Regions from separate parts of the Homo sapiens genome. Here all the other regions are linked to region 1. Evidence: chromatin contacts called from ENCODE Hi-C or POLR2A ChIA-PET data. All regions are on one chromosome and are shown on one strand. The core of a region is the stretch at or near the end of the contact, and the rest is flanking DNA. Distances in the headings are between cores, read along the strand shown. Region 1 holds the start of LNCRNA-IUR (lncRNA imatinib upregulated). Region 2 holds the start of AMOTL1 (angiomotin like 1). Region 3 overlaps AMOTL1 (angiomotin like 1). Region 4 has its middle 270 kb from the start of SESN3. Region 5 has its middle 220 kb from the start of SESN3. Region 6 overlaps AMOTL1 (angiomotin like 1).

Region 1 (3,173 bases), core at 354-2,853:
GTAACACTTGGGATGCCATGTTCAATAAATATTACTGAAGGAGGAGCTAACATCTGCTGCACTGCTTCAGTGGTCCAGGCACTCATACACTATATATAAACTCACTTAATCCTCACAGTTATCTTTTCCCCCCAGATGAAAGTGAACTTTAGAGGGATTAAATGCCTTGCCCCAAACCAAGTAACCACTTAGCGACAGAGCCAGGGTTTGAACACAGTCATGTCTCAGTCCACATTCCATGTGCTTTCCACTGAGCTCCATGTTACAGGTTGGGCTCCCCAGGAATCAGTCTCTGAGATGACAGTAGCATGCAGGAAGTTAGCAAAAAAGTGCTCAAGGGGAACACACGTGGGGAAGGGGAAAACTCAGGATTAGGCAAAGGAGAAGGTGGGCAGGTAGAACTAGAGCCAAGCAAATGCCAGCCAGCCTTTTTGGAGGGTTTGGGTGGATAACGGACAATGTCAAAAACAGCATTAATTTTCAATCCTGGGTGGTGGAAAGACTATATATATGTATGTATATATGTATGTATGTATGTATGTGTATGTGTGTATGTATGTGTGTATGTATGTGTGTGTATGTATGTATGTATGTATGTATATGTATGTGTGTATGTGTGTGTGTGTATGTATGTATGTATGTGTGTATGTATGTATGTGTAATTTCTCTATGTCAGACACTGCTGGGTTTGTGCTCCCCTCTATAATCTACTGATTGTGGGACTTCACACGAGGTACAAAACATAAGTGACCTAATAAGCCCTCTAGACAGGGCTTCAGGGAGGAGCCAAGGCTGGCACATAGTCAGAGGGCAGGAAAAGTTCCACTCCCTCCGTGTGATTAGGAGGGCTGCTTTGTTTTCTTCCCAGGCAGAGACCTCAAAGAAAAGTGTGACTTGTGGCAATCATTGGAATGCTCTAACGGGAGGGAGCCCTAAGCTAAGGGGAGGGGCTGTATCAGCCCCGGGAGGGCGAGGGACAAAGGGGCATTGTTTCCCTGGAGGGCAGGCTGGGGCAAGGCTGACTCCACTGCCGGCCTGGGCGTGGGCAGGTTTGCTCCCGGGAGGAGAAGGCCTCCATCCTGGCCCACAATAGCCAACCCAAAACAGTTCTGGCAAAATTAAAAGACGCAGGAAAATGCCAGCGACCGTTTATTTTCTCCTAGGGTAGATGGGGGAGAAAGCAGCTCCTTTTTCTGGGCTGAATGGAGTCTCAGGGAGGGGGCTAGGTGACAGCATCGCCCTTTCCTCTCCGGCTATTGCGCACCTTCTGGAGCCTCGCTCAGCCTGCTCCCTCCGGCGTAATACGCCAATGCTGCTACCCACAACGCACAGACCAGAAACCAGGATAGACAGAAGCCTAGAATGGCCTGGCATCGAGCAGGCCCAGCGCAAACGCAAGGTCTCTTCCTCTCCTTTCGGTGAACCCCACGCCCAGTCCCGAGAGAGAGAGCGGATGCTCATTTCCGAAAGCTGGCAATCCTGCAGTGGCCACTGGAAAAATACATATACGTGTGTGTGTGTGTGTGTGTGTGTGTGTGTGTGTGTGTGCGCGCGCGCGCACACAGTGCATATCGTGCCCATCTACAAGGAAACCTGGAGGCTCCACAAACAACTTTGAGTCCCGGGAGGGCGGAGGTGGAGAGAGATTCTCCGCTTGGATAAGGGCGGCTGGATAGCCGAGTACTCTCTTTTGGGGCTGTTGGCCGTCTCCGGAGTCTCGGGAGCGCCTTGATGTCCCTTCCCAGGGCTCGGGTTCCTTTGAGAGAATCAAGAGGAAGGTGTTTTTCACTAGGACTCGCGGTGGGCCCCACCTGCCTACCGTGGCCGGCCGGGAGCTATTACAGCAGGGTCTGCCCGTCCGACGACGGCGGCTCCAATCTGGGGTCCCGCCGGCGCCGACCCCTCAGCTCTCTCCCGATACCTGCTGGCCTCTCTCATCTTTGGTGGCACTCGCCGCCACGGGGACGGTGAGATCAAAGAGGTAGACCTAGGCCAGGAGGGACTGCCAGGGCTCCTTCCCGCGGGCCAGCCTCTCGTCCTTCCTCCCGGGACGGGGCTCTTTCCCTTTCTCCGGATGCGGGCCTTTGAGAGTCAGCGACGCCTTAGACTCCTCCCAGAAAAATGCACCCTCATCTACCCAATTCTGCCCTACCCTTTGGAGCTCCTGGACCCTCTAACCGCTCGGTGGGGTCAGAGCCCACCCCCGGAAGGGCCGCTGGTCGGGGACTGGTTCGCCCTCTCCTGGCCTCCTCGGACCAGTGCGCGGGGAGGATCCCGCTAACGCCGGGCGCCTGCAGACCTTGAGCGGCCTCGCCCTGGTGACCTCCCCGGGAAAGGCTGGGCGGTGCTTCCACAATGAGGGCCACCTGTTAATTTGCACGAGAAAGTGCTGCCGAGGGCCCACACGTGCGAATCCACCTGTGGAGTGCGTCCCCTCTCTGGGGCCAAGGCCTAGGGGAGGCCGAAGCGGAGAAGTTGCCTGAAGACTGGGAAGTAAGAGTAGGGGCGTCGGAGGAATCGAAGTTGCAGTGACATCAGGCTCGGACAGCCGGCGGACTCCTCGCAAGGTGATCGGATACTTCCGAGAGCCCCACAGTCCTCCTGGGCCTTTGCCCTCGCGTCTGGGATGCGCTCGGGCGCCCCCAGTCTGCGATGCGTTCGTACCTCCAGTAGGGTGACGTTTTCGCCGGGCCCCTCTGCGAACAGTCTCCGCCCTCCTCCACTGTGAGATATTTCACAGTTTCACCCGCAGAGGGCAACCTTATTCCAAGTTCCCGAGCGCCCTAGGCCTCTTTCTCCTCCCTGCCTAACTGGTGAGGTGGGACTTCAATGCCTTTTAGGTTTACAGTCTTTTCCTCCCCACGGCTTCTCTTTCCTCCCCGTCTCAGGCACTGGGCATTTCCAGTCGATCCAGCAGGTCTGGCTTCTCTCACATATGCAGTAAGGGTTAGGGGAGAAGGTCCCAGCTCCTCTTGTCTCTAGCAGAGTGTAAACTGGCTCTGCTGAGGAGGTGGCTGTGCTTTTATTCCTTCTCCTGAGAACTGTTTATATATTAAGGAGCTTCACAGCCTCCAACATAAGGAAAGCAGGTAGGAACTGATCATATAACGCTTTGTAAATGTTTTAGACTTTGGCTTTAATGGGAAAGAAATGGGGAGCCATTCGTGGGTTTT
Region 2 (3,173 bases), core at 229-2,728, 380 kb before region 1:
TATTCTGCCTTCCCTTGTTTTCTCCTCGTTTCTGGTAAAAACGCTTTCCTCTATGCCTTCTTCCCAAGCACCCAGACCTTGTCATCTCCCTCTTGGCTTTTGCCTCTGCTTGCCCAGTGCTGCCTTTTCCTCTTTCTGCTGTGTCTGAACTCCACCACCCTCCCAGGCTTTTCCTTCTGTGTAGTCAGTGCCTCTCTCCGCCCTTCCCAGGCATCTGCAGTACTTGGATCTCCTGCTTTGTTGCTTGCCTGTTTTCTGTTCACACATCTTGTCTTCTTAGACAGATAACAGATCCTTGAAGGGCTGGTCAGCTGCTCTAAGTTTCTTTTGTGTGCTAAGTTTCTTTTGTGTGTACCAGGGTAGATGACTTTAAATGGAGTAGGCATTTCATAAATAATTGTTAAATGATTACATTTGGGCTTTATCTTGAGAGCAGAGTTTACTCAGTAGGAGGGCCCATCAGGGGAATCAGAATCAGGACATGCAACCCACCAGAACTGATGAGAGGTAAAACTGCTGGCAGTCTAGTTAGGGAACTGCCACAATCCAGGGAGGAGTCCCTGAAGGCCGGACCTAGATAGCAGGTAAACAGAGGCAGGGAGCACCAGATAAGAGAGGCTTGGTGTGCGCTAACTCTCCCACTAACATCCTGGGCAGCAACTGTACAGTTACCTAGCTTTCTCTTCTCCAAGCAGTAGAGCTGCCCGGAAAAAGCCAGGCAGAAGTGCTATGGGGCAGGCTCGGGCACCCCAGATTAGGGCTCCAGAGAGCCGCCAGTATAAACCAATATAATGAGGTGGATGAGTAGTTCTCAGCACAGCCTGATTTTAAGAGGTGGGGCAACATTTTCCCAGAGTCGCTTACTTTCTTTACCTCTACTCAGGCAGATAACAGCCTGGGGATTTATGGCCAGAGGATGTACGGTTCTGCGAACACATTTAATATCCGAGGCTGTCAGGTCTGTTTTGGCCCTTCTGTTTGTCAACGGAGCACATAGTAGCAGCTTATCGCCCAATCTCAAGTGCGTGATGGAAGCACTGGGGCCTGGGGAATGCTGAGAAAAGTGTGGCCACTTTCTACCTGGAAATTCCACTTAAGAAGAAAAAAAACCAACCTAAGCAAATCTAGACTTTTGGGCAGATCCGGAAACAGAATTTTGGCCGGCATTGGGCTGGTGGGGAAGGAAGACAAAGTGGAGGGAGAACTGGTGAGTCTGAAATTAATCAAAACCCGGCAGGGGACAAAGGAAGGGATGCTGTCGCCCTCCTAAGTCTCAGGGAGACACGTCAGCTTGAGCTCTGGGCAATTTCAGCCTGGCAGTCTCGCGGCCCGGGGAGGGGCGGCGGGTGTCTGCAGACGGGCTCTAGGGCCCAGCGGCCGGGCGCCACGGCGGGGGTGGAGTGTAGGGTTCTAGTGACGAGCCCGGGCGACCCTCCCCGGCCCGCGCGCGGGGAGCGGGGAGCGCGGACGGCGGCGGGAGCGCGCGAGAAGCTCTAGGACCCAGCAGCGGTTGTCGGGTTTGGGGCTGGAGGTGAAGCCCTGTGTGAATGGGGTTGATTGTCCGGCGCCACTTCCCCGCGCTGCCCGGCAGCCGTCTTCCCCAGCCGAGGGACTGAACTAGCCATGATCGCCTCATGTGGAGGGCAAAGTTGCGCCGGGGAACTTGTGAGCCTGCGGTGAAAGGTAACCAGCCCCCACTCGAGGTGCCGGGAGGGCGTCTCCGAGTCTCCCACGCGAAGAACCCAGTCGCCCCGGGCTCCCCGGGCCCCTGCTGCTCACGGAAGGGGGCAGCTTCTGGGGGCCCGGGGCTGAGATCCCAGATTGTTGTTTTTAAGCGGGTTCCCTTGCCCCGCTCCAGGTCCAGTTGCCTGCGGGCCGGGCCTCAGCGTCTTGCCGCCCCGCGACCCACGTTGACTGAAGTTGTGGCCCCGGGGTTTGGGCCCCGGGGTGCTGCGCGCCCGACGCGGGGCTGGCCTTTCCTGAGGGGCGCAGCCATATGGCCAGACACTCCGAGGCGCGCCCGCGCCCGCGCGCGGGTCTCGCGGCGAGGGAGGGGACGGAAGGGGGTGTCCGGTGCAGCTTTCCCCGGCGCGAGACAAAGGCGCGCGCACCGGCCCGCCCGACGGGCTCTGGCGCTGTGGACTGGACCCTTTCTGCCCGCCGGCCAGACCCGGCTCTGGCGGGTGGGGGCGACGAAAGGGTCGCACCCCAGCCCCAGACGCTCGGATCGCGTTAGCTGCTGCTCCTTCTTTGTTCTCTCCCCAGACAAGTTTCTTTGACAAACTGGAGAGTTACATCCAGCTCCCGCTTGCCTGTTAGGGCTGCCTTTACAATAATCTGCTTTCGCGGGGAGAAAATTTAAACTTTCCAAATGGAACTGTTTTTTCTTGGAATGTGACATTTGTGGCAGGAGGGAGAGTGGTACGTTGGCCGATGACAGCCGAGCGGAACGGTGGCCTAGTGCCGGGACAGGGACCGAGCGTGCCCCATAGGCGGCCGGGCTGGAGGACGCGGCGGCAGAGCAGACGAGCCCTGGCGCGCACCTCTAGGGCCTCCGCTACCTGGACTGCGCTCGCGGCGACGTGTCCAAGTTTCCCCCCTCAGAGCCCCAGGCCGAGAATCCCGGGTATCTGCGCAAAGCTCCCGCGCCTCGCCCACCCTACTCTTCCTATCTTTACTGATGACTAGGAAGACTTTCCTTTTCCATTTTTGTTCGAAGATTTTTGCCTTTTTGGCTTCGGTGTTGGTTTCCTGTCTCCGCGTGGCAAATACCTTTTGGCCGGGCTAGCGTGTGGATCACCTGGACTGGGGTTTCAGAGGTGGGCCCTGAGCGTGCGGCCTCCTGAGACGATGCGGTTTGGACCCAACATTTTGTCCCCATGGTCCCTCAGCTCCCTTTCTCTGTGAGGCCTTGGTTTCCCATTTTCTTCTCCTGAGGCATGTTATGAGAACTGAGTTTTTGTACTGCTTATAGAAGGCCTTGGTGGTGGTGGGGTACGTGGTCTCGAGAGCCAGTTGTGATACCTCGAAGATGCTTTCGGCTAACCAAAGCAGTAACGTGCTAACCTGCTCACCATAAACGAATTAAACCAGAATAGAGGGCTATTAATAGCTACAGTTCCAGAAAATTTCCTTCCTTTTCGGGAAGCAAAAAGTCAAGGCTTGAAATATTA
Region 3 (3,173 bases), core at 216-2,715, 360 kb before region 1:
GATTCAGTGCACATCCAGTTGACTGAGCCTAGGTCGTTCTAACTGCTGGAACAGGGTTGGCTTCTGTAATGGAAGGTAGATAGAACCTGCCCCTAGACTTAGACAGTGAGTTCAGTGTTCCCTAACATTGAAAGGATTTACTTAGGTGACTATCAGGAAGGGAACATGGTAGGTAATAGTTGGAAGTTGAACTACCTAATCTCTAATTTATTTTCCAGCTCTAACATGTTAGGAAAATAATGTACTCATGCTTTTAACCCCCTTCTCCTTACCCATAACTAAGCTACGCTGAACTCTCTATTCCTTAAAGAGACAACACTTTCATAACCCAGTCCTATGCTTTTGTTTTTCCCATGTTGGGCCGATCTTCCCTCACTACCACCTTCTCCACACCCCACAGTGGATTAACATCCTCCTCATTTTCCCTCCGGTTCAATTTCAGCCCACATATCTCTTTCTCCTTGTCACTGAAGCTCTATGTCCCTTCCGTCAGTCAACAGGTAGTAATGATTACTCATGGAACTCCAAAGCAGTATGTTCCTTTAACATACTTTGCAATAAAAATGGGTAGTTGTGTGCACGTTGGTCTCTGGAACCAAATCGTAAAATCCTAAGGGCCAAGGACAGTCTTACTCATTTCTTGCTATTTATAGCTCCACTCACAGTGATCTCTTGGACTCAATTGTTACTTTAAAGGTTAAGCATGTGCTCTGCATTTTGGTTTATATTGATAATATCTCAAAGATTTTTAAGTAAGCATTACAAAGTTAAACTTCAGACAAGTTTGAAGTTATTCAACACACATTCCACTTTCAGAGAGAGTCTAAGTTAAATAGGTGTCGGGGTCTTGATTTCACTTGTTTTCTGGAACATATGGATTGGTCCAGGGTTTAGAATTCAAGTTTGATGCCCATTCAAAAGACCTGCCATGTAGGGGTTGGGAATCTTGTAAACCCCACCCCTCAACCCCCAACTCCAAACCTCGGGTTTCAGGTAATGGTTGCTTGGGGGAAAAGAGAGTGAGAAAGCATATTCCAGGGAGTGCTTTTAGTTTAGTGGTGGAGCTTACTGTTTCCTTTTTATTTATTTCTGTATTTTTATTTTTTGAGACAGAGTCTAGCTCTGTCACCCAGGCTGGAGTGCAGTGGCGCAGTCTTGGCTCACTGCAACCTTTGCCTCCTGGGTTCAAGTGATTCTCCTGCCTCAGCCTCCCGAGTAGCTGAGACTACAGGTGCCCGCCACCATGCCTGGCTAATTTTTGTATTTTTAGTAGAGACAGGGTTTCACCATGTTGGCCAGGCTGGTCTCGAACTCCTGACCTCAAGTAATCCACCCTCCTCGGCCTCCCGAAGTGCTGGGATTACAGGCTTGAGCCACCGTGCCCGGCACTGTTTCCTTTTTAAAAACATGTGTTGCATGCAGGTGTTTGGAGGAGGCACTGCTGCCTGTCAGTGCTGCCCTTAAGATTGTGAATCAGCTAATCCAGATGAGCTGGCTTGGTTTCACATGAGGACTCCTAAACAGGCTGGCCCTTATTTTTCAGGTACTGGTCATAGGTTCTCCAGCCCTTTTGAAAACATTGTTTCCAGGGTATCCTTCTCCTTGAGCGGAGTATTCGGCTCCCTAGAAAAACCTCGAGTTCTGCCGGAATCAGAAGGCTTGATGGCTTACATTTAACTTTGAGGCTGCTGGCACACTCAGCAAATTCCTTAGCTCTTTGAAAGGTAAGATAGAAGCCACAGAATTGTTTGTTGCTGTGGTTAAAATCTCTGTTATAAAGTTATAGGAGGTTATTGTAATCTAGACAGTGAAATTGTTTTTAAATCATTAGGAGGTTTTGGATTACATGTAGCTGGCAGAAAGCTTTGCCCGTTGGTGACATAACACCTGGGAGTTGTTCTGCAGTTAGTGGTCTCTTTGAGGAATGGGTCGCTGGCCTGTAGAGTTGAAAGCACTAGTATTTGCTGCATAGGGGAGAGTAAGGGCCCCCTCATCTTACGGAGCTGAAAGGTACAAGGAATTATCTGGAATTCTCATAGAGACTGGCTTTGGAGGGATCTTTGTCTTTTCTTTAACTCTTACTTGGTACTGAGAACATTCCAGAGAATACCGCCATGTTCTTGCCATCAGTCAGCACGTAGTAAGAAGCATATGTCTTACATGCTACATGCTTGCAGAAATTAGCAAGTACACAGTACACTGCCTGTCTTCAAAGGGTAATGACTTCACCAGGGCCATAACACCAGCCTATTAAATGACTACTGCAAAATACTAGGCAGGTGAAATTTAAGTACCACAAGTTTTGTGTGCCTCAGATCATAAGTGTGGTGACAGTTGAGGGAAGGGAGATCAGTCAGGGCATGGGGGATGGTGTTGAGAGGCGTTCTAGAGGCGGTAAACTGAAGAGGTACATTTACTAGGATGAACTTTAGAGTAGTTAGGGGTGCATGTGAAGCCAGAAGGTGGCACTTGGAGAATGAGGATGACATGTTCACAGGATGCTGGGATGCTGAGGGGACCAGCAGGACTATGCACAGCTAAAGGGGGCCCTGTTTAGAGACAGCCTTGAAAACCACAAAAATTCCACCCTGAAGTTATAGTCCAAATCATTATGTGTAAGGGAGTGGCATGCCGGCAGTGGAATTTAAGGACAAGGGACTTCCTAGTTGTGTGTATTGTATGATAGCGGAATGACAGTTTCACGTCCTCCAGGGTTTAAACCTCATGGAGACTTTGAGCCTGTTGTATTAATGGCCTGTGGACAGATTCAGGAACTGACCCTTGGGAATTAGTAGTTCCAGTGGCAGGTGAATCAGAGGAGTGGCTCACCACGGTTTCTGTTGCTCCTCTTGCCTCCCCCAGACAACTCACTTCATTCACCTTAATTCATTTTTTTTCCCTTCAACAATGAAGCCGTTGTTATTGCCACTCTTGAGTAGGGAAAATAGTCTTGCTCAGAGTCACATTAGCTAAAGGCCTCTGTTACAAAGAAAGCAATGCATAAAACCATATGGGAAGGAAGTTTTCAGTGCTTCAGAAAAGCAAGCCAAAAAAGCAGTCATGCTCAAAGAGAGAGAAGCAAAGGAGTTTTCATGTTGACAAATGACGTGCAGATTTTGTTAAGAAAAAGGAGCCATTCTTGGTGAAATGGGTCATAGGCAACATAAGGCAGA
Region 4 (3,173 bases), core at 308-2,807, 350 kb after region 1:
ATATCTATATCCCCACTGGCTAACATCTACTGAGTGTCAAATTATTTTATTGTGTAATTTATAGTGATAGACAAATGACTGATAAACATCTATATGTTGGTTTTCTTTCTAATTAAGAGAAAAATATTTAACTAAAGTTATTTTAAAATAGTAAAATAAGAGGGGGTATTACTCTTCTGGTTGCTGAGGATAAGGAGGTGAATCAAGCCAAGTCCTTGCCCTTGTTAAAAGAGAAACTTCAGATAAATTAAATTTAGAAGAGTTTATTTCTGTGGAGAACAATCGATGAATTGGGCAACACTCAGAACCAGAAGAGGTTCAGAAAGCTCCACCCAGCAGTATGAGTGATGAGCTTTCATAGGCCAGACACAGAAACACAGTAGAGAAATCACCTGATTATTTGCAGCTAGCATCTGCCTTATTTGGGCATGATGTGCTGAGTTAGCTGCCTGTGACTGGATGAAGCTTGGCTGTTTTTTATACTCCTAAGTTAGCTTTTGGTTTGTTTATGTACAAGTTAGATTGCAGTTCATTATGTAGGAGCTCAAAGAACAGAGACAGCCTCAGGCTAATGGTGTACTGCTTATATAATTTAATACCCTCATGAAACTTACATTCTTAATGCAGAGAGAGATGCAAGACAAGGAAAGACATAAGTAGGATAATTAGCAAGCCTATTTAGTTCTGATCTTATGCGTCAAGACCTTCAGTAGGGGGTCTACTGGAAAACTGTGGATACCAGGTCACACACTATTGTTTTACATTTTGCAGATAAAGAAACCAGGGCTTGGAGTGGTTAAATAAGTTGCCCAGAATAACTAATTAATTAAGTGGCAAAGTTACAATTATCTCACAGGACATCCAGTTCGTAATCGTTCCATGACACTCACTGTAATTTTCTGGAGAGCTTAAGCCACACCTTTTTTTTAACCTTTATACAACAAGTATTAGAAAAATAGAAACTTATATTGCTGCCATAATGAGGGTGAACATGCTGAAGAACCGTGTGTGGAACTTTTGCTAACAATGAGACTTTGCTTAAAAGGATTCCTCTACTCCATCAATATTTTTGTGTTTTTGTTTGTTTGTTTGTTTGTTTGTTTGAGATGGAGTCTCGCTCTGTCCTCCAGGCTGGACTGCAGTAGTGCAATCTCGGCTCACTGAAACCTCTGCCTCCCAGGTTCAAGCGATTTTCCTGCCTCAGCCTCCCGAGTAGCTGGGATTACAGGTGCATGCCACCATGCTCGGCTAATTTTTGCATTTTTAGTAGAGATGGGATTTCTCCATGTTGGCCAGGTCCATCCACATTTTGATGGGAGTGTTGGATTTCCTGACAGACCCAGAGCTGATTGGTCCTATTTGCCTTGTTTTCTCTTGCAGTAGCCACCTTTCGGGAATCTGATTGGAGTCACACTTGAACTTAGAGAACTTGTGGCCTTGAGTTTTGAAATTCACTGAGCAGGGAGACTGGAGACAGTTCTTAAAAAATAATTAGTTCAGTTGACCCTCCTTTCCCTCCAACACTTGAAGAACTTGGCTGGAGGAGCTGTGGAAAGTGTGAGGCAAGGAATTGAATTCATCCTGCTCACCAGTCATCAGTCAGCAGGCAGAGTGCTTTTTAACAGAGTGAGCTGTCTGCCCTCTATGTACAGAATAACCCTACTGCCTGGGGTCATCTCAGGAAGACTGGTGCACTGATCTAAGCATTACCTCACTACCCCACAGGAGATTTATGGGCCCTGGAAGGAGGACCCGTGCTGGTGGAGGGACTCCAGCTCATCCCACCTGCCCCAGGGTCAGGCAGCCAGGAGACAGTCTCCGCAGCTCTGACAGCAGGGTCAAAAATCAGGAGACCTAAGCTCAAGCCCATGCCCCTATAGTCACCTTTATGGGCTGATGAATGTAGGCAGGCACATCTCTCCTGGGGCAATCACACACATTTATTGATGTGGAAGCACTGATCTCATTGCTTTTTAAATAACTCACTGTCTTGCTAACTCATTAAATCCCAGTCATTTGCAGCTGGCTTCCCAGAAATCAGGAGAAGGAAGCTAACTTCTTCTTAAGGTCTCTAATAAGACCTTGACATTACAGAACACCTTCCTGAAAGGACCTCAAAGCTTTAGTATCATTCATCCTGCCCTCAATTTACAGGTAGGAAAATGGAGGCATCAATTAAGCAACTTGCCTGCAGCACAGAGTGAGTCTGGGGAAAAAAGATAGAACCTGCACCCAGCCGGTCTGGAATCCTTCCTAGGAAGAACCTTCCTTATTTGAGTTACAGAAGGTGCCAGGTCCTAGCATAATCACCACATCGAAGCAATTTCCTCATCCCTGCAAACAAACCTAATTGATTTTCATTCATTTTAAAGTAACCGATAGTAACTTTCTTTTCAAAACAACTAGAAAAACCCATGGGAGCTTTCTTTATAGACTGTCTGGTACTGTGTTGGGGTTGTGAGGGACGGATATCGTGTGCGTAATTTTTAAAGCACTTGCATCATATGCTAGGCCAATATTTTATCCAATGTTTTCCTTAAAATCAAGAGTGACTTCCAATTTATCTGTAATTCCTTGACCCAGTCTTCAGACTAAAAACCTTGGAATCATCCTGGACTCCTTTCTTTCTCTCCCCCTCCTCCCCCAATAGTCAGGAAATCCTATTGCTTTCACCATCAAAGTAAATCCACAATCCAACTACTTCCCACCTCGGCTATTGCTCCCATTGTGGTCTGAGCCACCAAGATCTCACACCTGGATTTCTGAACTAGCATCCTGATTCTTCTCGTTTGAGTCTATTCCTAACATTGCAGTCAGAGTTATTATGTTAAAATATTAAGTTAGATCATCTTACTTCTCTTCTCAAAACCATCTGGTAACTTCTGGTCTCCCTCAGAGTAAAAGCCAAAGTACACACACACACACACACACACACACACACATACACACACACACACTGGCCTCAAGACTCCACATGCTATAGCCCTCCTCAGAGTTGGCAGCTGCCTTCCCTCTCTGAGGTCATCTTCCTCCCTTGGTGACTCTGTTCCAACCTTAGGCCCCTGCCTATTCCTATCCAGCACAGTTCTAACTCAGGGCATTTGCACCAGCTGTTTCTTCTGTCTGGTTTGTTCTTCCTATAGATATCCACACAATTAACCCTCTCCTTCAAG
Region 5 (3,173 bases), core at 467-2,966, 300 kb after region 1:
AGGGTTCAGAGAAGGCAGAGCCACTGTATGGAAGGAGCCTGGGTCCTTGAATGACTGGAGCATAGCACTCCCCGCTCTGCCCCTCTCAATCTGTATTGGATTATGGTTTAACTACTGATATTTTAGAATTGCTTGTTAAAACAATTAATCTGTCCTGACGTATTTATTCTCATAAAACACATGGTAATTCTTCAATAAATGTTAGTGATTATGATTATGATTATTTGCTCCTTGGCTGGAATGGCTGAGTGAGCAGTTCCATAATTTAATAAACTTAATACTACAAGTGTGTTTTTGTTTTCTCTCCTGGCTGGAAGATTAACTGCTAATCTTTGGATTCCCTAAAAATGATATTAATAATGTCTTCATTTATTTGTCTAATTCATAAATATTCACTGTATGCCTACTCTTTATACAATTTTATTAGTTGCTGGGTAATGCAGGGATAATATCTTCATGAAATCTTTAATTTCACAAAGAGGGACTGGTATACAACTAGCTCTATTATGATGTAGAATAAAATGTGTGCTTTAACTCTCACCTAATCATCATAAACTGTGGCCTGTAACACTTCACTTCTTAAGAAATCTATAATACTCTTTCAAAGTTCAACCCAGGGTAGGATCTATGGGAAAGTTTTGCCACTTTCCTGGCAACCTAACCTCAACCTTCCATGGTCAGGAAAAGAGAAGGAGGGTTAAGTGGGAGCTGTTGTTTCATTGGAAACCACGTATGTGTTTACATGGTGCTGCTTTGTGGCCTCTAGAAGCCTTCCCAGCCCCTCCCTTCCTTTCTCTCTTCCTCCCTACGATTGTGCGATTGTGTGGCATCGCCGGCATCTCCTGGAGTTTGCTCATCTGTCCTGCTCTCCCAGGGCAGGGTGAGCGAAGGCTTAGCTGTGACAATCTAGTGCCCATTTTGTTCAACTTTGCCATCTCCTCTTCCCGGAACTCAGCTGTTTTATTTGTAAAATAGGCCAAATTAGATTGGAACTCAGGTCATTGGATATGTAGCATTCCCTTCTATCCATTACAAACAGCACTAATGAATCAACGCATTCCTTTTGCTGAGCCTGAACCCACGCAAGCCTTCACAAACTCAATACCCACTTCCAAGCAGCTCCACCAAGCTATCAGACTTGGATCCAGAGTCAGATGATCTCCAGGCATCTTTGGTAATGACAATAATACTCTCTGACCCCCTTAAAATGTTTTTTAAGGCACTTTTAGGTAGATAATCTCATAAGCACTCTGAGAGTGGGGTGGCATCTGTTATTTTTGTCCCCTAACCTCACTGTGCTCAGCTCTCAAGTCTCAAGGAAAGCTCAGCAAATATTTGAGAACTGAAAAAGACCCTGCTCCTCCTGACCCCTCCTTCTGATCTTTGCTTCTATTCCCTCACCAGTATGTCTTTTCACAGTCACAGGTACTAGTCTCATTCTCACTGCCTGTTTGACCTGGAATTACGTGAGCTCATAGGTTCATCTAGTCCATCCCTCTGCTCCCAAATAGGCTATTTCACATTCCAGCACTGACAAGTGCTGAGCCTGTTGAAGAAGGACAGCTGTCAGGCCCAAGAGCCCTTTCTTGGAATGCCTGCTGGTAAAACCAAGATCATTGGGCCTGTTTGTGGATGACTAGTTGGCTTAAAGGATTCCAAATCTTGCCTGTGGATTTTTCTTTCTGAACATATCATTAGATCTGAGGGTGTGCCAAACCAGCTCGGAGGCAAGGCTTTGTCACTGCGCCTTTTCATTCATTATTATTTCTCAGGCAGATCTATTTCTCATTGACTGGGGCCTCTTGGGCCCCTCCCTTGCCTTGTCATGCTCAGAACAGCCTGTTTGGCCGCCCTCCAGGGACCGCACTGGCCCAGAGGTGCTGTCGCCTGCCTCTCCTGACTGGTGGGGACAGGCCTGAGCTAAGGCTGCCTTTGTTCTTTCACAGTGGGTTATTTTCCCTTGGGCTTGGATGGCTCAGCAAAAGTTACTGGACGCTCGGCAGGGTGGGAGCCCTGAGCTGCACAGTTTATATTGGAAACTGTGGACATTGTTCTGGATCATCTGCATGGTGCCAGCATTTTTCCTTTTTGTCTGACAGGGTGAATAGTATGGCATGGGAATGGGGTGGGGATAGGGTCAGGCACGAGTCCATGCAGTCTGCCTTGCATTGCGCAGAGTTCTTTCCCAGCAGTGCCAATGCCGGCTCTGGCAAAGGAGGGGAGTGACCCAGGGAGGGCGTTGGTGAGACCGCTGTTTAGACTCAATCTTTAAAACCATAGACACCTTCAGGCACAGGCAGGACAAAAGGAAAAGAGAGAGGATGACAGGGAAACAAAGATGGTAATAGATTTAGGGGCATAGGAGAGAAGGTAGAAAATGAGAAAGTGTTTCTTCAATGAATCCCTTCTAGATATTACTCTAGTCATCTCATTTGAGGTCCTACAGCATCTATTATATATACCAAATCTTTCACTCCCTACTGTATACAAGTGTGTGACTTAAATTCCGCTCTAGGCTTGCTTTCCCCTCAGAGATTCTCCTACTCTTTGGCCTGAATTCTACTTCACAGTGAGTGTCCATCAAAAGCTCTTTGCTATACTGTCTCCCAGCCTCACTTCCTAAGCATTCTCAGAGCTTCCACTCCTGAGACTACGTGGCCTCCCTTATCGCATGTCATCTACCTCAAAGCTGCCAATTTACTTGGGGGTAAATCAAATCCACTTGAGCCACAAATCTCATCAATGCAGTGAGTTCACTAAAGAGTTGGGAGTAAAGGCATTATCCCAACACAATTTATGGCTGCAGTCTTGCAACTAGCTCTTCTCTTTTGACTTTGCTACCTTTCTCCTAAGTCTATGCCTCCACCTTGCATTTCCCTTGGTGTGAAGCTATCTTTTAGCTCTCTCTTTTCCCTTCTGACACTATTTGACAGTGAATATTTCCTGTGCTAACCTCTGGAAAATAAATACATGTCCTTCCATTTGGATAGCACTTTAGAGTTTACAAGATGTTTTCATAAACCTCATTGTAGAAAAATCTTCACAACGATCTCATGAAACTCAGATTATAATCCAGCTGATTTCTGCACTTTAAATCTAGGTTGTTTTCCCCCATGTTTAATGACCATCTACCTCTCAGGAAGAACCAGGAACTCTTGCAGAGTTAGGACAGG
Region 6 (3,173 bases), core at 312-2,811, 270 kb before region 1:
ATTTCAGTAGTGAATTTCTCCTGGAACAAATGAGCAATTTTTCCTCTTTCTCTTAAGTAGTATACCCTTTTCTCACTTAGTAATTTAATGGTATATAAAGACATGTGTATAAGTGAGTGCATACATATGAGGTATGACTATAGGGTTGTTTGTGGGAATTTCTTTTCCTAACATACAGAAGATCAAAGTGTTCATCTCACCCCGCCCTCCTTAAAAGGTGTCTTTTGGGAGACTATGTGCTCATTGACTATAGTGCTGCCAAGTAAAAATATCTTGGGAACTCTTCTACTAGAATGGCCTTCAGGGCTTGGCATGTTCCTTTGGTTTACCCTTAGAGATGAGAAATCCTCCTCCTTTGAGGATGGATTTAAGTTCTGGAAATAATCTCAAGTGCTTGATAGCACAGTTGGATGAAAAAAGATGGCAATTAAGGTAAGTTACACCATTTTTGTTTCTAAAAAAATCCCTAAGAAATTTCTTGGAATGAGTCTTTGGCCTCAGAGCCTCTCAAAGTGTCCACTTCAAGGGGGGATCATCCTCATTAGCACACAGATTTTTAAAAATCAATTCTCTTGCCATGCCTCCTATGTGTTCACATCTCTGCATACACTACAGATATAAGTGCATAATCATTCATATAAACATCTGGTAGGTATTCTGTAAAACTGTGTTTACTTTAGTGCATGTTATTGTCATGTTATGATGTGACTGGGGTGTTTCTTTGTCATGAAACTTTGCTTCTTCACAGAATTAGAATACTGCTCTCTCTATATTGAACTACATATACAGCGTTTTCTTGTATCAGCCCCCAAAGTCTGGATGCCCGGTGTTGTGTTTACATGTGATTGTGCCTAGGAGTCTGTTCACATAGAGACACCTGTAAGTATTTATTACAAAACGGAATGTAAGCAAATATATCCACATTGGTTTTATTTGAATCAAGGTGTTTTTTTGTTTTTTGTTTTTTTTCCTTTTGAGGAGGAACAGGGAGCCTCCTCCTCCATGAGCACTTACAGAATTGTGTAAAATTCTGTGAAACAGTGGTAAGCATGGGCACCCGATTTCAGCTGTCCTGCTGCCGCTGCCCTCCAACCTGCTCTGTGTGTGTGTGTCGCTGTGCTTGGTGGCAGTGTGCCGTGCTCGTGCCGGCTCTTCCCAGCAGACTGGTATCTGGCTGTAACGTTTGACGTCTTCATATTGCCAGTCTGTATTGAGGGGTGATGTACATGGCCATACAGCCAAATGGGTCTGTGTACCAGTGTGGGGATTCCAAGAACACTGCCTGTCCCCCACAGCAAATATTGATGCTGTTGGTCAGCCAAAGATTTTCCTCTCCTTTGCTGCTTAAACTTGTGCCTTAATATTGTACATAATAAATGGATAAAATGGCAAAATGACTCTTTTCTCTCGCTTGCTCCTTTCTTCCTTAAAGAACTTATAAACTGATGCTCAATAAATGTTTCATTTCATTGTACCCCACTTAATGTTTTGCTTCAGAGGCCCTCGGCTCCCCCCTTGTGGGCCTCACGCTGACACCAACACGCAGCTCTTGACTCTGAGGAGGAAATGAATCATCCAGACCATCGCAGCTTGCAGCCCGCCCACTCCTGGCTCCTCCAGACAAATAAGGAGAAAGGAAACGCAGGGAGACTGTGTGCCTGGGTGTCCACTTTGATCACATGTGAGTGTCCACTTTTGAGGTTCCTTAGTTCAGAGCCTGCAAATGATCACTGTAAACTGGCTCTGTCTCAGGAATTCACCCAGGCAGCCTGGAGTCAGCCATGGCTCTCTGAGCCTGAGGATGGAAATGGGAGATGGGAGCTGTTTTGTCAGTGTCTTGGGGTCACAGGAGAAGAAAGCGGGACTTTGGTGGGAAGGAGTCACACGGTAAATGGGCGAAATCCAGGCCAGGAGCCTCAGAGACTGAAGCAGAACAGAGTAAGACTCATGAGAATCTCCACATGAAGGCCCCTCCCCTGGGATCACTGTGTTTAAGAGAGAGTGGTTCCTGCTGTTTATTCTCTGGTCATGCCTTTTCAGCGAAAGCCTGTCTCCTCACCCACCCCCAGCCCTAGCATAGGAAAAGCTTCCTTGATGTGAGCTCTGGGGGAGTGTGAAGGATGCATCTCTAGCCCCCGAGTAATCATCAGTGTGATTTATATGCATTATCTTCTTCAGTCACAACAACCTCGTCATCATCCCCACTTTAAACCCCAGGAGACTGAAACTCAAACAACCCTGGGCAAGTAATGTGCAAAAGATGGCAGGGTGGGGATTTGAACCCAGGTCTACCTGTTGCAGAGTCAAGGGACTTGCATGTGCAAGTTGGGTGGATGCTGGGAGGCAGGAGGCTCATGCTCCTGTCTGCCTGGCTTCTTGTCTGTCCTGCTTCTACCCCGAGGACTCCTCTGCAGGGAGCGCCATCTGTGTGCGTGTGCAAATATGACTCAATTCACGTAAAGATGCACTCTTGCAGCTCCCCAGTCTCTACCTGTCAGGATGACTCCAGGAAGACAGCTGGAGTACTGCATTTGTGTTTAGGGTTTGTATGACCCTTCCGAGTTGTCACCTTCCCACGCTGATCCCACATGTGTACATCATGCGAGCCACCCCCTGAGCTCTGACCTTTCTCTTGGCCCCTTGTACACCCCAGGAGAGAAGTTCTCAATCCCAGCAGTTCTTTGTAGTCATTCCAAGTGGTACACGTCTGTGCCCTGAAGGAACACTGGCCTCCATTCTGACATCTGGGCTGGGGCCTCAGGAACCACAAGAGATAGCAATGTGTTTTAAGTTGCGCAGGCCCATCGTGATAAGGAATTAGGTCACAAATGGGAAATAAATCAGAAGCAATGAAATTCCTTTCTTAAAGTTCTGTGTTGTCAAAATAAAAGAAGCTTTCTGTCATAAAAAAATGTCATTATGGTTTACTGTTTCTGTTGCCTTTTTATCAAGCATGACAGGGTATCTTTGATGTGCTTCCTTTATCTGCCTCTGTTCCTGGCAGGTAGACATCCCGAGACCATTCCAAGTGAGCCAGGACTCCCTCTCTTGGTGAGTCTATCATCCTCAAAGTTCCTCTCTTTTTAGAATATTGAGAGATATATAGGTAATTTTTTAAATTGAATCTGGAGTTTATGGGAACCTGGGAAGCCCTCCATATCTGATGTGGAGTT

What was found. Hi-C counts contacts between places; a loop is a spot of excess contacts on that map. ChIA-PET counts read pairs that join two places held with the same protein, here RNA polymerase II (POLR2A). Pooled maps may share reads with other maps.
Region 2: a loop to region 1 is called in a map of HCT116, with 2.5 times the contacts of the local background. The contact joins the promoter of AMOTL1 here to the promoter of LNCRNA-IUR in region 1. A Hi-C loop is called at or near these places in 2 of 168 maps with a recorded cell type or tissue (HCT116 and MCF 10A), 1 of 37 single-sample maps with no recorded cell type and 7 of 50 pooled maps.
Region 3: a loop to region 1 is called in a map of CD4-positive, alpha-beta memory T cell, with 11 times the contacts of the local background. The contact joins the enhancer-like site here to the promoter of LNCRNA-IUR in region 1. A Hi-C loop is called at or near these places in 3 of 168 maps with a recorded cell type or tissue (CD4-positive, alpha-beta T cell, CD4-positive, alpha-beta memory T cell and naive thymus-derived CD4-positive, alpha-beta T cell), 3 of 37 single-sample maps with no recorded cell type and 9 of 50 pooled maps.
Region 4: a map with no recorded cell type shows a loop between it and region 1 (2.2-fold over the local background). The contact joins the enhancer-like site here to the promoter of LNCRNA-IUR in region 1. A Hi-C loop is called at or near these places in 2 of 168 maps with a recorded cell type or tissue (esophagus muscularis mucosa and sigmoid colon), 3 of 37 single-sample maps with no recorded cell type and 10 of 50 pooled maps.
Region 5: a loop to region 1 is called in a map of ascending aorta, with 2.5 times the contacts of the local background. The contact joins the enhancer-like site here to the promoter of LNCRNA-IUR in region 1. A Hi-C loop is called at or near these places in 2 of 168 maps with a recorded cell type or tissue (ascending aorta and dorsolateral prefrontal cortex), 4 of 37 single-sample maps with no recorded cell type and 12 of 50 pooled maps. POLR2A ChIA-PET finds 5 or more read pairs at or near these places in 2 of 52 experiments (OCI-LY7 and Panc1).
Region 6: a pooled map shows a loop between it and region 1 (9-fold over the local background). The contact joins the enhancer-like site here to the promoter of LNCRNA-IUR in region 1. A Hi-C loop is called at or near these places in 1 of 168 maps with a recorded cell type or tissue (mammary epithelial cell) and 6 of 50 pooled maps. POLR2A ChIA-PET finds 5 or more read pairs at or near these places in 1 of 52 experiments (PC-9).

The regions. Positions count from the first base shown.
Region 1 is chr11:95,148,936-95,152,108 of GRCh38, forward strand. LNCRNA-IUR (lncRNA imatinib upregulated) reads left to right here and starts at 1,604. Exons shown (of 3, transcript NR_110303.1): 1 at 1,604-2,813. RefSeq lists enhancers at 1,390-1,931, 1,932-2,473, 2,074-2,203 and a silencer at 2,724-2,833.
Region 2 is chr11:94,766,878-94,770,050 of GRCh38, forward strand. AMOTL1 (angiomotin like 1) reads left to right here and starts at 1,479. Exons shown (of 13, transcript NM_130847.3): 1 at 1,479-1,683. The coding sequence starts at 1,635.
Region 3 is chr11:94,788,071-94,791,243 of GRCh38, forward strand. The region is part of intron 1 of AMOTL1 (angiomotin like 1); the gene reads left to right. Among named protein-coding and RNA genes, the nearest start is that of AMOTL1, 21 kb to the left of the region's middle. RefSeq lists enhancers at 786-1,286, 1,287-1,787. Within about 2 kb of position 1,466, at least 5 of the 41 ENCODE cell types and tissues checked have a DNase peak (open chromatin) inside an H3K27ac peak, as active enhancers do.
Region 4 is chr11:95,500,261-95,503,433 of GRCh38, forward strand. No RefSeq gene overlaps it. Among named protein-coding and RNA genes, the nearest start is that of SESN3, 270 kb to the left of the region's middle. Within about 2 kb of position 1,558, at least 2 of the 41 ENCODE cell types and tissues checked have a DNase peak (open chromatin) inside an H3K27ac peak, as active enhancers do.
Region 5 is chr11:95,452,120-95,455,292 of GRCh38, forward strand. No RefSeq gene overlaps it. Among named protein-coding and RNA genes, the nearest start is that of SESN3, 220 kb to the left of the region's middle. Within about 2 kb of position 1,717, at least 9 of the 41 ENCODE cell types and tissues checked have a DNase peak (open chromatin) inside an H3K27ac peak, as active enhancers do; they include ascending aorta and dorsolateral prefrontal cortex, where a contact is called at or near this core.
Region 6 is chr11:94,875,275-94,878,447 of GRCh38, forward strand. It overlaps AMOTL1 (angiomotin like 1), which reads left to right. Exons shown (of 13, transcript NM_130847.3): 13 at 1-1,474. Among named protein-coding and RNA genes, the nearest start is that of CWC15, 97 kb to the right of the region's middle. RefSeq lists an enhancer at 1,150-1,661. Within about 2 kb of position 1,562, at least 15 of the 41 ENCODE cell types and tissues checked have a DNase peak (open chromatin) inside an H3K27ac peak, as active enhancers do.